Linked DNA regions of Homo sapiens: region 2 is linked to region 1. A link is an interaction called in ENCODE POLR2A ChIA-PET data of the cell type or tissue named here. Cell type or tissue: OCI-LY7. All regions are shown on one strand.

Evidence for each region. ChIA-PET counts read pairs that join two places held together with the same protein. Peaks named below come from ENCODE experiments on the same cell type or tissue, not always from the same donor. Only the 100,000 strongest peaks of a DNase experiment are listed, where the experiment ranks them.
Region 2: POLR2A ChIA-PET joins it to region 1 with 7 read pairs; 7 of 35 experiments call an interaction of 5 or more read pairs at or near these places.

What each region holds. Positions count from the first base shown.
Region 1 is chr5:69,258,053-69,260,552 of GRCh38, forward strand. CDK7 (cyclin dependent kinase 7) reads left to right here. Exons shown (of 12, transcript NM_001799.4): 6 at 1-101; 7 at 1,766-1,884. Among named protein-coding and RNA genes, the nearest start is that of CDK7, 24 kb to the left of the region's middle. In OCI-LY7, no CTCF peak of the experiment used is centred here; no DNase peak of the experiment used is centred here.
Region 2 is chr5:69,105,769-69,108,268 of GRCh38, forward strand. All of the region lies in intron 4 of SLC30A5 (solute carrier family 30 member 5), which reads left to right. Among named protein-coding and RNA genes, the nearest start is that of SLC30A5, 13 kb to the left of the region's middle. In OCI-LY7, no CTCF peak of the experiment used is centred here; no DNase peak of the experiment used is centred here; H3K27ac peaks cover 773 bases.

The sequences.
Region 1 (2,500 bases):
AGGATAATAGTCTTGTGCTGACACCATCACACATCAAAGCCTACATGTTGATGACTCTTCAAGGATTAGAATATTTACATCAACATTGGATCCTACATAGGGTAAGGTTTTTAATATTGCTTCTTTATACTAGTCAAGTTTTATATAGCCAATTTGGTACATAGTGGTCTGAATATGTAAATTGTTTAACAATGAATTTATAGCTGACTGTTTTATCCCATCTTTTTGCTATATATTATTCCCTTCACTTGTTCCAGCAGTTGGTGCTGTAAGGACTCCATATTACTTTGTGAAATTTAGAACTGGAAGAGATCCAGTCCCTCATTTTTTTTTTTTTTTTTTTTTGAGATGGAATCTTGCTCTGTCACCCAGGCTGGAGTGCAGTGGCGCGATCTCTTGCTCACTGCAAGCTCCGTCTCCTGGTTTCATGCCATTCTCCTGCCTCAGCCTCCCGAGTAGCTGGGACCACAGGTGCCCGCCACCACGCCCAGCTAATTTTTTGTATTTTTTTAGTAGAGACGGGGTTTCACCGTGTTAGCCAGAATGGTCTCGATCTCCTGGCCTCGTGATCTGCCCATCTTGGCCTCCCAAAGTGCTGGGATTACAGGCGTGAGCCATTGCGCCCGGCCTCCTCATTTTTTAATAGATGAAGAGCTAAGTTGCTAAGTGACCTGACCATGGTTATATTTTTTTTCAAGGTTGGCTGCTGATAATGGACAGAGTATTAAAACATAGGTTTTGACCCAGGCATGGTGGCTCACTTTTGTGTTGCCAGCACTTTGGGAGGCTGAGGCAAGTAGATATCTCGAGCCCAGGAGTTCTAGACCAGCCTGGGCAATATAGTGAAAACTCATCTCTACAAAAAATACAGAAATTAGCTGGGTGCAGTGGTGCACACCTGTAGTCCCAGCTGCTCAGGAGGCTGAGGTTGGGGGATCACCTGAGCCCAGGAGGTGGGGGTTGCAGTGAGCTGAGACCTCACCACTGCACTCTAGTCTGGGTGACAGAGTGAAACCCTGTCTCAAAAAAAAAAAAAAGAACATAGGTCTTTTGGCTTTAAGTTCAGTATTCTTTGTGCTACAATGTTGTTGTGGGGAAAAAAATATAGAGATGGTCTTGGATTAACTCATACAATGCCAAAATACTAGAAAAGTAATGTTTCTTGTAGCTCTAAAATTCAAGGTACAAAATACAGTTTATGAAATAGTGGGAACATTCAGCTTTTAGAACAAAGCTGATAATTTAGCTAGGTAGATGCTAGCTACCTAGCTATTTAGATAAGTAGCTAAGAATATATAATTTATAACTAGTAATTCTCATATCGTAAGTTTGGAATCCCTCTTAGGTTATTGCTGATGTCTTTTTAGCATGGATTTTGAAGAATGTCATCCTCATTCTTATACATTAACAACGTATATTATGAAAGTTCATATTTATTATTAATAGTAGGAACCATTTATTGAGTGCCTACTATGAGCCAGTTATTACACTAGACTACAGAAAATATCAGATTTAATCCTCACAGAAACTCTATGAAGTATGTAAATTATGGCTTAGTGAAATTAAGTTCCTTACCAAGGTTATATATTATAACCAATCCAATTTTGCTTTGATGGGATTTTATATCAGTGGGAAAAAAATTGATTGTTTAGATTTCAGGTGTTACCTTGTTTTTGCTAAGTTTAAAGTTATGCCAACTAAATGTAGCACTACAGTGTTCTCCCCTACCCTGCTTATTTGTTTGTTTAAAACTTCCGTCATATAGGATCTGAAACCAAACAACTTGTTGCTAGATGAAAATGGAGTTCTAAAACTGGCAGATTTTGGCCTGGCCAAATCTTTTGGGAGCCCCAATAGAGCTTATACACATCAGGTTGTAACCAGGTAAGAATCTCTTAAAGCTACATGTGCAGGAGTTTGATCAGAAATGAGCATCAACTGGCTTCTCTGAACTATCTTGGCAGAGTTAAGGAATCATTGTTGATAGATACCGTCTTAAAAAATACTGCCATTTGGCCAGGCGCGGTGACTCATGCCTGTAATCCCAGCACTTTGGGAGGCCAAGGCAGGCAGACCCACGAGGTCAGGAGTTTGAGACCAGCCTGGCCAACATGGTGAAACCCCGTCTCTACTAAAAATACAAAAGAATTAGCTGGGCATGGTGGCGCACGCCTGTAATCCTAGCTACTCAGGAGGCTGAGGCAGGAGAATTGCTTGAACCAGAGAGGCAGAAGTTGCAGTGAGCAGAGATTGCACCACCGCACTCCAGCCTGGGCGACAGAGAAAGACTCCCTCTCAGGGAAAAACAAAAAACAAACAAAAAAAAAACCTGTCATTTTTATGTTAGGTATACTTTACCACGATGAAAAAATACATAGCCCCTTTTCAAACAGAGTCTAACTTAATCCTAAGACATTTACCTTGTAAATGGGAACAATTTATACTTTAACATTTTAGTTAGATAATCTAGAATTTCAGTGGATATTCTTCTACCTAATCA
Region 2 (2,500 bases), 150 kb before region 1:
GGGGAGCAAGCATTACTGCGTGAGCTCTACCTCCTGTCAGATCAGCAATGGCATTAGATTCTCATGGGAGCAGGAACCCTGTTGTGAACTGTGCATGGGAGGGATATCTAGGTTGCATGCTCCTTATGAGAATCTAATGTCTGATGATCTGAGGTGGAACAGTTATGTCCTAAAACATCCCCCCACCACTGCTGTCTGGAAAAATTGTCTTCCAGGAAACCAGACCCTGGTGCCAAAAAGGTTGGGGACCACTGTTCTAAAGGATCTCACTCAGAATAGTGGGGTAGACAGAGTGGAAAGTGAAGGGTGAGAAATGTGGAAATGCTTTGTGAAAAGTCCTTTCCCCTCTCATGGCCAATAGAATAGCTTCTGGATTGGGATCCCTTTGACTTGTTTGTCATGTACTTTGTCAGATGCAGAGTAGGTATAATTGGAAATGTCATATCTCTAGCCACAGTAGCAGCTGCAGCTTGGAGGGCTGAGAAAGCTAGCTGAATTTCCTAGCTTGGGAAGAGGTTTTTCACCGTATGCTTGAATATGATTGAGTGCTGCTATTGCTTATCATCTGTAATATTTTAAATTTGTTATTCATGAAATTATGTTTTGGTTCCTGTGTTACTATATCACTGTCCTTTTGTGTTACAATAAGGAGGGAAAGAGGAAGTACTTACATCTTTACTTGGTTCCCTATTTAGTCATCTAGCTCCTGACCTTATCACTACCAACACTGCCCTCTCATTCTTCTACTAAAACCATTATGCAGTTTCTCAATTGCAAAAATTTTAATCCCAGCACTTTGGGAAGCCGAGGTGGGCAGATAGCTTGAGCCCAGAAGTTCGAGACCAGCCTGGACAACATGGCAAAATCCCATCTCTACAAAAAATTAGCCAGGCATGGTGCTGCGTGCCTGTAATCCCAGCTACCTAGAAGGCTGAGGTGGAAGAGATCACCTGACCTCAGGAGGTAGAAGCTTAACCTTAGCATACTTTACTCTTTTGTAAAAACAGCTTAAAACATAAACACATTGTACAACTGTACAAAAATATTTTTTCTTTATATCCTTATTCTGTAAGCTTTTTTTCTGTTTTTAATTTTTTTTCAACTTTTTTTTTTTGGAGACAGGATCTTGCTCTGTCATTCAGACTAGAGTATATGGCACAGTCTTGGCTCACTGCAACCTCCATCTCCTTGGCTCAAGGGATCCTCCCACCTCAGCCTCACCAGTAGCTGGGACTACAGGTGCCTACCACCACACCTGGCTAACTTTTGTATCTTTTTTGATAGCAGGTTTTGCCATGTGGCCCAGGCTGGTCTCAAACTCCTGGGCTCAAGGATCCACCCTTCTCACCCTCCCAAAGTGCTGGGATTACAGGCATGAGCCACTGCTCCTGGCACTTTTTTGTTAAAAACTAAGACATGCACACATTAGCCTATACCTACACAGGGTCAGGATTATCAATATTACTGTCTTCTACCTCCACATCTTGTCCCACTAGAAAGTTTTCAGGGGCAGTAACATGCAAGGAATTGTCATCTCCTATAACAATGCCTTCTTCTGGGGTACCTCCTGAAGGACCTGTCTGAAGCTATTTTACAGTTAACTTTTTTTTTGTTTTTGACACCACTATTTGAAGTCAAAGGATATAGTTACTTTTATTTTTAACAAGCAAAAGTACATTCTAAAATAATTTATAGTATAGTAAATACATAAACCAGTAGCATAGTCATTTATTATCATTATCAAGTCTTATGTTCTGTATATAATTGTATGTACTGTATTATATGACTGGCAGTGCAGTAGGCTTGTTTACACCAGCATCACCAGAAACACATGAGTAATGCATTAACACTAGGTGACTGGAATTTCTCAGCTCCATTATAATCTTATGGCACCACCATCGTATATATGTGGTCTACCATTGACCAAAATAATGTTATGCAGCACATGGGTATATGTTGCCTGTACTTTTTTTTTTTTTTTTTGAGATGGAGTCTCACTGTGTCACCAGGCTGGCATGCAGTGGCCCGATCTTGGCTTACTGCAACCTCCACCTCCCGAGTTCAAGTGATTCTCCTGCCTCAGCCTCCCGAGTAGCTGGGATTACAGGCATGTGCCACCACGCCCAGCCAATTTTTGTATTTTTAGTAGAGATGGGGTTTCACCATGTTGGCCAGAGTGGTCTCGATCTTTTGACCTCGTGATCCCCCTGCCTTGGGCTCCCAAAGTGCTGGATTATAGGTGTGAGCCACCATACCCAGCCACATTGCCTGTATTTTTTTGGATTACTGCAAACAGTGCTGGTATGAGCAACCTGGTAAGTGTTACCTGATACATACCTATACAAGAATAAGAAATCTGTATGACATAATTCTATGAGTGGTATGATTAGGTATTTGTAGCTTCAATCTTTCTAAGGTAGATAATGCCAAACCATTTTCTAAAGCAGTTGTACCTATTTATTTTTCTTATGTTTTGTGAAATCAAGGGGAAATGTTTTTC